Linked DNA regions of Homo sapiens: region 2 is linked to region 1. The links are chromatin loops, found by intact Hi-C in ENCODE. Cell type or tissue: heart right ventricle. All regions are shown on one strand. Each heading gives the region's core, and the rest is flanking DNA. Links, peaks and the distances in the headings are about the cores only. Region 1 has its middle 14 kb from the start of MICOS10-DT. Region 2 has its middle 6.8 kb from the start of CAPZB.

Evidence for each region. Peaks named below come from ENCODE experiments on the same cell type or tissue, not always from the same donor. Only the 100,000 strongest peaks of a DNase experiment are listed, where the experiment ranks them.
Region 2: a loop joins it to region 1, with 2.7 times the contacts of the local background. A loop is called at or near these places in 63 of 110 quality-filtered maps.

What each region holds. Positions count from the first base shown.
Region 1 is chr1:19,580,285-19,585,661 of GRCh38, forward strand. No RefSeq gene overlaps it. Among named protein-coding and RNA genes, the nearest start is that of MICOS10-DT, 14 kb to the right of the region's middle. In heart right ventricle, for the core only: CTCF peaks have their summits at 2,146 (motif pointing left) and 2,365; a DNase peak (open chromatin) is centred at 2,147.
Region 2 is chr1:19,489,676-19,495,052 of GRCh38, forward strand. It overlaps a transcript of LOC105376819 not described here. Among named protein-coding and RNA genes, the nearest start is that of CAPZB, 6.8 kb to the left of the region's middle. In heart right ventricle, for the core only: no CTCF peak of the experiment used is centred there; no DNase peak of the experiment used is centred there; H3K27ac peaks cover 1,201 bases.

The DNA of each region.
Region 1 (5,377 bases), core at 71-5,070:
GGTTTCACCATATTGGCCAGGCTGGTCTTGAACTCCTGACCTCAGGTGATCCATTTGCCTCAGCTTCCCAATGTGCTGGAATTACAGGCGTGAGCCACCATGCCCGGCCTCAGGGCTCTTCTTTGAGTAAACAGTCAAGGGAGAGTCCAGGCTTGGGGCAGCAGAGAGGATTGAGGGAAGATGGGGTAGCATATAAACTGGGTCTAACAGGCATCTCCAAACTTAACCTACCTAAAATTGAACTGATTCCAACCCCTCCCATCCAAACTTTTTTCTCCTAGTTTTTCCCATCTCAGTGTCAACTCCATCTTTCCATTGTCTCACACCAAAAACCTTAAAATCATCCTTAACTCCTCTTTCTTTATTCTTAAACCTCACATCCAATGTATCAGCAAATCCCATCAGCTCTACCTTCAAAGTATATCCAGAAGCCAGCCTCTCCTCACCATCTCCTTTCCCATCATTCTTGGATCATTATAAGGGTCTTCTATTTGGCTCTCTTGCCTTTGCCCCCAACATTCTATTCTCAATGCCATGGTCAGAGCGGTTCTTGTAAAAAAAAAAAATAAGAGAGATGGTGTTACTCCCCCTCCTGAAACACTCTAGGGCCTTCCCCTCTCACTCAGAGTTAAACCAAAGTCTTTGGCATGGCCTACAAGGCCCTACACTATCTGAGTCCATCACACCTCTAACTTTATCTCCTGCTGGCGCACTCTGTCCATCCACTGTGCCTCTAAAGGGCCAAACAGCCTCCCACCCAAGGGCCATTGCACTTGTTCCTCTCTGTGCCTGCAAGACTGTCTCTCCAGTTAGCTACAAGGCTTGCTTCCTTAATCCTTCTGAGCGCTTAACCTCTATGCTTCAATGCTTTTTTTTTTTTTTTTGAGACAGAGTCTTGCTCTGTTGCCCAGGCTGGAATGCAATGGTGCAATCTCGGCTCAATGCAACCTCTGCCTCCCGGGCTCAAGCGATTCTCCTGCCTTAGTCTCCAGAGTAGCTGGGGCTACAGGTGCACGCCATCATGCCTGGCTGCTTTTTTGTATTTTTAGTAGAGACGGGGCTTCATCATGTTAGCCAGGCTGGTCTCAATCTCCTGACCTCAAGTGATCTGCCCACCTTCATCTCCCAAAGTGCTGGGATTACAGGCATGAGCCATCATAACCAGCCCTCCACTGCTTCTTTTCAGTCAGAAAAGGCTCAATGGCGGAAGAAGAAACTGAAGGATGGGAAAGAGAATGAAAACAGGAAGGAAGGAGTAACCTCTTCAAGAGCTTTTTGGAAAGCCCAAAGCTTTCCAGAAACAGTTTCGCCAAGATGGAGACTTTATGAGTGGGAGAGTAACAAAAGAGATAAGAAGAAAGTGAAACCATTCTTAAAAGTGCCGGGCGCGGTGGCTCATGCCTGTAATCCCAGTGCTTTGGGAGGCTGAGGCAGGTGGATCACCTGGGGTCAGGAGTTCGAGATCAGCCTGACCAACATGGAGAAACTCCGTCTCTACTAAAAATACAAAATTAGTTGGGCACAGTGGCACATGTCTGTAATCCCAGCTACTCGGGAGGCTGAGGCAAGAGAATTGCTTGAACCAGGGAGGCAGAGGTTGCGGTGAGCCGAGATCGTGCCACTGCACTCCAGCCTGGGCAACAAGAGCAAAACTCCACCTCAAAAGAAAAAAAATGTTGAAGAGCTAGGGTGTTTATTCTATGGGTATGGGTTATCCAACTGAGAATCAAAGTTAGTTCACTCAAATTTCCACTGAAAAAATGTCTTCCAACCAGGACCTCTGGATCAATGGTAGTCCTGGTGGTCTAAACATGTTCTTGAAAGAAGCAAGAGAAATCAAGATTGACGAAGGAGCAACAAAGCTTGGAAAGATATTTGTCTCTGGGAAGAATCTTCCAGGCCCTTTCAGGAAGTTGAAGGGAGAAGGTGGTCTTTCTCAGAGCCACTGCTTGAGCGCTTATGCATCCCATGGTGTGGTAACTGGGGTTGAAAATGGGATCTCAAAACCAACCCAACAGGAAGGGCAGGGGAAGGTCTGAGTTGTCTTTTGGTGCCCTTGGGTCAGGTCTACCTGGCTCAACCTCTCCAAGCTCTTGATAACCAGTATTACAAGGTCAAGGAGGTCGGTGAATGTGGGCGCCACTGCCCTCTGCTGGAGGGACTGGCATCCTCCCAAGACCTGTATTTGGCTCCTGGTCAATGTGTCTTTACCTTTGTACCTGCGTCCCTTTGAGAAGCTGAAGAAAGCTATGGAGTCAAAGCAAAAACAATATGCGCTCATGTATAAGATTTGTGTGGAGTTTCAGGGATTCACAGACAGACCCTCTGAAACCCATCCATCCACCTCCCAGGTAAAGGTGTGGCTTTAGAAGCAGATAGACCTAAGTGCCACTTCAGAACTGAGATACCTACCCTTCCTCTGTAAGACAGAAAAAAATCAAGAAGAGGCTACCCAACCTATTTCTTGCCAAGAATGCCCTTCCTCCTACTTGAACCCCATGTTTAGAAATATTTTCTATACCTGTAGCCTCAGCAGTTTGGGAGGCTGAGGTGGGATGATCACTAGGGCTTAGGAATTCGAGACCAGCCTGGGCAACAAAGCGAAACCCTGTCCCTATAAAAAAAAATACAAAAATTAGCCACATATGGGGTGTGCACCTGTAGTCCCCGCTACTCAGGAGCCTGAGGTGGGAGGATCCCTTAAGCCCAGGAAGTTGAGGCTACAGTGAGCTGAGAATGTGCTACTGCACTCCAGCCTGGGAGACAGAGTGAGACTCTGTCCCAAATATACATATATATATTTTATGGAGTGCAGTGGTGCAATCTTGGCTCACTGCAACCTCTGCCTCCTAGATTCAAGTGATTCTCCGGCCTCAGCCACCCAAGTTAGCTGGGATTGCAGGCACGTGCCACCACACCTGGCTAATTTTTGTATTTTTAATAGAGATGGGGTTTCACCACCTTGGCCAGGCTGGTCTCAAACTCCTGACCTCAAGTGACCCGCCTGCCTTGGCCTCCCAAAGTGCTGGGATTACAGGTGTGAGCCACTGTGCCTGGCCGCTCTAATTTTTGTTTATTTATTTTATGTATTTATGTATGTATTTATTTATTTTTAGAGACGGAATCTTGCTGTGTTGCTGAGGCTGGAGCGCAGTAGTTATTCACAGATGGGATCGAAGTTCCCTACAGCCTAAAACTCCTGGGCTCAAGCAATCCTCCTGTCTCTCAGTTTCCTGAGTAGCTAGGACTACAGACACATGCCACTGTGCTGGCTTTCTAATTTGTTGTTGTTGTTGTTGAGACAGTGTCTTGGTCTATCACCCAGGCTGAAGTGCAGTGGTGCCATCATAGCTCACTGCAGCTTCCACCTCCTAGGCTCAAGCAATCCTCCCACCTCAGCCTCCTGCATAACTGGGACCACAGGCACGTGCCACCACTCCCAGCTAATACTTTTTATTTTTTGTAGGGACAGGGTTTCTCATGTTGCCCAGGCTGGTCTTGGATTCCTGGGCTCAAGCAATCTGCCCACCTTAGCCTGTCAAAGTGCTGGGATTACAGGCATGAGCCACCGAGCCCAACCTCTAATTTTTTTTTTTTTTTTTAATGCGAGTCTTGTACTTTTAGCCAGGCTGGAGTGCAGTGGCACGATCTCAGCTCACTGCAACCTCCGCCTCCCAAGTTCAAGCAGTTCTCCTGCCTCAGCCTCCCAAGTAGCTGGTATTACAGGCATGCACGACCATGCCCGGCTAATATTTTTATTTTTAGTAGAGATGAGGTTTCACCATGTTGGCCAGGCTGGTCTGGAACTCCCGACCTCAAGTGATCCACCCACCTTGGCTTCCCAAAGTGCTGGGATACAAGCGTGAGTCACCAAGCAGAGCCTCTAATTTTTAATTAACCAAACAGAACCAGGCAAGCAATAGCCAGTTACTCCATCAAGGCTGAGTTCATATAATCCAGGTAAAAATCAAAGCTAACTTGACTGCAGTGGCTCATGCCTGTAATCTCAGCACTTTGGGAGGCTGAGGTGGGAGGATCCCTTGAGCCCAGGAGTTTGACACCAGCCTGGGCAACATGGAGAAACCCTGTCTCTACAAAAAATACAAAAATTAGCCAGGTATGATGGCACGTACCTGTAGTTCCAGCTACTTGAGGGGTTGAGGCAGGAGGATCATCTGAGCCTGGGAGGTCAGGGCTGCGGTGAGCTGTGATTGTGCCACTGCACTCCAGCCTGGGCAACACAGTGAGACCATCTTTAAAAAAAAAAAAAAGCCTAGGATTGCTCTGTTGTAGACACATATACAGGGTTTGGGCTGGACTTTGAAGTATTCATACTCAAGCTTTAATGTTGTTTGTTTGTTTGTTTGTGCAGTGGCACCATTTCAGCTCACTTCAACCTCTGCCTCCTGGGCTGAAGCGATCCTCCCACAGCCTCCCAAGTAGTTGAGAGTACAGGTGCACACCACCATGCCTGGCTAATTTTTGTGCTTTTTTGTAGAGATGGGGTTTTGTCATCTTGCTCAGGCTGATCTGGAACTCGTGAACTCAAGCAATCCTCCTGCCTCGGCCTCCCAAAGTGCTGGGATTACAGGCGTGAGCCACTGCACCTGGCCTCAAGGTATAATGTTTAAACTTTCACTGACTCACTCTAAAGCTCACATACTTAAATCTAAACTAATTCAGTGATGCTATTTGCGTCAAACTCATGCTGTCTCACAAATCTATTTATGTGCACCTTTAAATGTGGGAAATGAGAAATTCCACCTTCAAACACACCTTTCCAAGCATTTCCTCAGCTCAAACTCTCTCTAAGGTTAATTTAAACACATACTGTACATGAGGCCACATTTAAACCCACTTTGGTTCTAACTCAAGCTTGTGTCCTACACTGAGACCTTCTGGCCTCAAGGGTAGGGCCATGTGAGAACATAGAACATCAGTTGAAGCTGGGCACAATGGCTCATGCCTGTAATCCCAGCACTTTGGGAGGCCGAGATGGGTGGATCTCTTGAGGTCAGGAGTTTAAGACCAGCCTGACCAACATGGAGAAACCCCATCTCTACTAAAAATACAAAAATTAGCCGGCTGTGGTGGTGTGCACCTGTAATCCCAGCGACTTGGGAGGCTGAGGCAGGAGAACTGCTTGAACCCAGGAAGCGGAGGTTGCAGTGAGCTGAGATCACACCACTACACTCCAGCCTGGGTGACAAAGCAAGACTGTCTAAACAAACAAACAAACAAACCAAAAAACCACATCAGTTATGCACCACTGAATACTTGCCATGGCTAATACTAAAGATGTAAAAAATATAGAATTCCTGCTCCCAATTCATTCATTCAAGAAATATTGATTAAATGCCTACAATGTACCAGACAC
Region 2 (5,377 bases), core at 1-5,000, 91 kb before region 1:
ACCGCGCCAGGCCCCTCCTACTGGAGATTTAAATGGAGATGTCAGGTGGGCGTGGTGGCTCACACCTGTAATTCTAGCACTTTGGGGAGACAAGTGGATCACCTGAGGTCAGGAGTTCAAAACCAGCCTGGCCAACATGGTGAAACCCTGTCTCTACTAAAAATACCAAAATTAGGTGGGCATGGTGGCACATGCCTGTAATCCCAGCTACTCAGGAGGCTGAGCCAGGAGAATCACTTGAACCCAGAGGTGGAGGATGCAGTGAGCAGAGATTGCACCACTGCACTCCAGGCTGGGTAACAGAGTGATACTCCATCTCAAAAAATAAAAATAAAAATAAATAAATGGAGATATCAAATAAGTAATTAGATATGGAAGTTTGGAGTTGGGGGAAGAAGTTAGAGCTGTGATAAACTTATGAGAACTGTCAGCTAGTAAATGGCATGTAAAGATACTTGAAAGCACAGACATCTTGGTGAACTCACTTTGTGGGTGAATGTAGAGAGAAGAGGTCATGAAGATAAAGAGGAACCAGCAGAAAGACTGAGAAGGAATGACCCGCGAGGCAGGAACAGGACCAAGAAAAGGTGGTGTCCTTCTTGGATACCAAGGGATGGAGGCCAAGCCTGAAGGAAAGTTCATTCACTGGACAGGTCACTCCACAGATTGGCTGCCCACTGCTCAGATCCTGCCCCTAGATCCATCAGCTATTGCTATGAGCATGGAGACACATGGCATTAAACATGGTCATCTACAAGGGGTTGTGAATTGGTATGCAGGCACTATAAATTTTGTTTATTTTAAAATTTTTTGGCCAAGCATGGTAGCTCACGCCTGTAATCCCAGCACTTTGGAAGCCTAGGTGGGAGTATTGCTTAAACCCAGGAGTTCGAGACCTCACTGACAAAGTGAGACCCCGTCTCTATAAAAAAGTCAAATAATTAGGCATGGTGGCACATGCCACTGGTCCCAGCTACACAGGAGGCTGAGGCAGGAAGATTCCTTCAGCCCAGGAGATTAAGGCTGCAGTGAGCCATGATTGCACCACTGCATTCCAACCTGCACAACAGAGTGAGACCCTCGTATCCAAATAAATAAATAAATAAATAAATAAATAAATAAATAAATAATAACTTTATAATTTAAATAGGGACGGGATCTCACCATGTTGGTCAGACTGATCTTGAACTCCTGGGCCCAAGTGATTCTCCTGCCTTGGCCTCCCAAAGTGTTGGGATATCAGGTGTGAGCCACAACATCCAGGCCATAAATATCTTTAGCAATGTTTCTCGTCTCATCCTCTTTTAAAGACCCTAACCCCCTTGAAGTTCATACTGTGATATTTTTCCACCTGCCACACCCTTTTTTTTTTTTTTTTAGCTTTCATGAACTTACCTCCATCTCCCCTTCTACACTTTCTTTAGGACTTCAGCATCCATAAGCATAATCCACCAGAAATCTTACTGACTTCTCCCTGATTTCTTCCCTACCAATCAGTTTCCTTTGCCTCTCTCCAGGTCCCACTCCTGTGGTCTTACCCTGGCCTGTTCTCGCCTTTAACTGCACTATCTCAGAAATCACAATCACACTGGCCAGGCATGGTGGCTCATACCTATAATCCTAACACTTTGGGAGGCTAAGCCCAGGATTTTGAGACCAGCATGGGCAACATGGCAAGACCCCATTTCTATAAAGATTTTTTTTTTTAATTAGCCAGGCATGGTGTCATGTACCTGTGGTCCCAGCTACTTGGAAGGCTGAGGTGGGAGAACCTCTTGAGCCCAGGAGGTTGAGGCTGCAGTAAGCTGTGTTTGTGCCACTGCACTCCAGCCTGGGCAACAGAGTGAGACCCAGTCTCCAAAAAAGAAAAGAAATCACAGTCACAAAGATCTCAAATCTGAGTCTAACCCGCTTACCATAGTATCACCACAAAAGCATTTCCTCAACCTCATTATTTCTTCAACCTCATCAAGACCTGCAAACCTTTGTCCCTGCCAGATTTTCACAATTACCTTCCCCTTCATGCTCACATCCCACCTGACCCAGCTTAGTAATGAGTATGATACTAACTCCCTTACAAAAGCCCAGAACCCTTTTACCTCCACCTTTTTTCATCAGAACATCTGAACATTGGCTGGGCAAGGTGGCTCATGTCTGTAATCCCAGCGCTTTGGGAGGCTGAGATGGGCAGATCACTTGAGGCCAAGAGTTTGAGACCAGCCTGGCCAATATGGGGAAACACTATCTTTACTAAACATACAAAATCATCCAGGCATGGTGGTGGGCGCCTGTAATCTCAGCTACTCAGGAAGCTGAGACAGGAGAATCGCTTGAACCCGGGAGGCAGAGGTTGCAGTGAGCCAATATCACGCCACTGCACTCCAGCCGGGGTGACATAGTGAAACTCCGTCTCAAAAAACAAAACAACAACAACAACAAAACCATCTGAACATTGCTGGAAAGTTGAAAGTGATTGCTCTTCCTTTAAGGTGAGGTCCACAAATTTCAAACGAGCCCTCAAGCCTGCCTAGCAATTCTACTGTATTACTCCACTGTAGCCCCCTGCTCACACTCTTAAATGGTGATTTTTCATCCTTCTTCCTCCTCAAGCTTCCTTTGTCCCCTTTGCATCCTTCTCTCTAAGCAGATGGCCTTGCCTCACACTTCACAGAAATAATGGAACCAGACAGGAGCTTATCATCTACCAACATCTCTGCACCTTCCCCGCAATCTTTGACTCCCCAGATTTTACAATAAATGAAGCGTTTTTGTTCCTATCAGAGTCACCCCTCCACTTGTTCTCTGGATCCTTCCTTCCTTAGTCACCAGTTTCTCCCTTGGTACTGGATCATTCCTATCTGCTTCAGAAAACATGCTCTAATAGCTCCTATCATAAAAAAAAAAAAGTTTTAAGAACCACCACTCAAAACTCCTGGATCCTGCGTCTCCCTGTAGCCACTTCCCCCATTTTTCTGCTCTCATTCACACCAAAACCTTGTAAATTCTTTGCAGTTGTTGATTCCACACCTGCTCCATTTTCTCCTCCAGTCAGTCTGATCAGGCCTCTGCCCCCACCTGCCCAGGAAGAGACATTGCTCTCCTCAAGCTGACCTGGGAACTCGATGTTGCAGAAGCCAGTGCTCACTTTGGGGACTCATCTTACTCCTGGCTTCTCCTCCTTCATGTACCTCTCTTGGCTTGCCTGAGATCAGTAAGGCTACCACATCCCAGCACATAGCATGGCAGTTACACATAGTAGGGGCCCATAAGCATTTCCTGATTGGAGGCAAGGTGGAAAGGAAGCCTTCTCCTGGTGCTCAAGTTTCCCCTGAGTTTCCTTTGATGGTTCTTCCTTTCCTGAAGGCTTAGTTCTGGGACCCTTGTTCTTCTGCATCTGAGTCCTCTTTTGGTCATTATGGACCTAGGTGTTCACCTAGAACATAATCAGTGCTCAATGAAGGTATGTGAATGAAGATAATAGTATCAACAGGATAAGATTATTGTGTGAATAAACAAAGAATGAATAATACAGCTACTTTTTCATGAGTACTTGCTATGTGCTAAGCACTTTTTGTGTATTATAGACTCCTCCCAACCATCCTTTGAGTTAGGAACTTTTTTTTTTTTTTTTTTTTTTTTTGGAGACAGGGTCTCAGGTTGGAATGCAATGGCACAATCTCGACTTACTGCAACCTCCGCCTCCCAGGCTCAAGCAATCCTCCCAACTCAGCCACCTATGTAGCTGGTACCACAGGTGTGAGCCACCACTGCTGGCTAATTTTTATATTTTTTGTAGAGACAGATTTTTGCCATGTTGCCCAGGCTGCTCTCAAACTCCTGGGCTCAAGCGATCCCCCCACCTCAGCCTCCCAAAGTGCTGGGATTATAGGTGTGAGCCACCATGCCTGGCCAGAACTTTTATTATTACCAATTTATAGAAGAAGTTGGGTCTTAGATGAAATGACTTGCCTAAAGTCACACATAATACGTGGATGGATTTATTCTCACTTTGGTCTTCCTGACTCAAAATCTGTTCTCAGAATCACCAGATTGAGATCATAGGTAGGAAAGGGCTTTGTAAGCTGCAAAAGGCAGTGCTACCACATCCCGGCACATAGAATGGCAATTACACATAGTAGGTGCCCATAAGCATTTTCTGAATTGAGGCAAGGTGGAAGGGAAGCCCCAAGCCATATAATACCATCACCTGAGGAAGGAAGCAGCAACCTTGAGGTCCTTGAAAGACAGCCTTCTACCCTATGCCAAATCAGCTCATACAGGACCCATTAAAGCAGACATTGCCCAGAAGTTGCCCAACATCTGTCTTTCCTTCTTCAATTACATCTATTAATTGGGTTAATAAATGCACAGTTATCCCAGGAGCTGGGGATTGCCTAGCTCCTAAATTACCTCCCGTCTAACAGGTCTGGGCCTGTTTCCTAAGTTGGGCATCTTCTCAAGTTACTAACACGGTTTTAGGTGTTTTACCGTGTCTTTAGAAATGCCTGAGAACCCTTAGAATAAGCCAGATTTTAACCCCTCAATACACTGAATTCTACAGCTAGCCGTATTGCCTGAACATCCTAACTCCATATACTGAAGTTTCAATGGGATTCAATTTAAGAATCTTTGTTACCGGCCGGGCATGGTGGCTCATGCCTATAATCCCAGAACTTTGGAAGGCTGAGGTGGGCGGATCACCTGAGGTCATGAGTTCGAGACCAGCCTGGCCAACATGGTGAAACCCCATCTCTACTAAAATACTTAAACTAGCTGAGCGTAGTGGTGTGCACCTGTAATCTCAGCTACTCAGGAGGTCGAGGCATGAGAATTGCTTGAACCTGTGAGGCAGAGGTTTCAGTGAGCTGAGATCACGCCACTGCACTCCAGCCTGGGTGACCACAGAGACTCTGTCTCAAAAAAAAAAAAAAGAATCTTTGTTACCAAGAGTTCCAAGAGGGAGGGAACACCACATGGCAAGGCCATCTGCACCATCATTCAGTTGGCTTCGAGGTCACTGCTGGGGTACCTCCCAGGTATGAATACCGTCTCTTTCCTACAACTTAACCCTGTCTCATTTTCAGACATTTAGTTTGGGTGGGGTTCAGCCCACCCCCAGCTCTAGAAGAGAGGATTCTGATTGACCAAAGTCAAAGTATAGCCTTGGCCATGCTAATTGGTTTGCAGATCAGCCCCTGACCTAATTTGGGCCAGGGTGCTTTCTGCGGAACAGTAATCAAAATGAACTCGGCCTGAAGAGGGGCAGTTCACCAAGTAAGTTTGGGAAATCCTGTAAACAATATTCCCTCTTGGGGATTTTATTTTCTCAAGAACCTTACACTTCAATTATCCTGTCTCTCCCCAGATTGTTCAACTA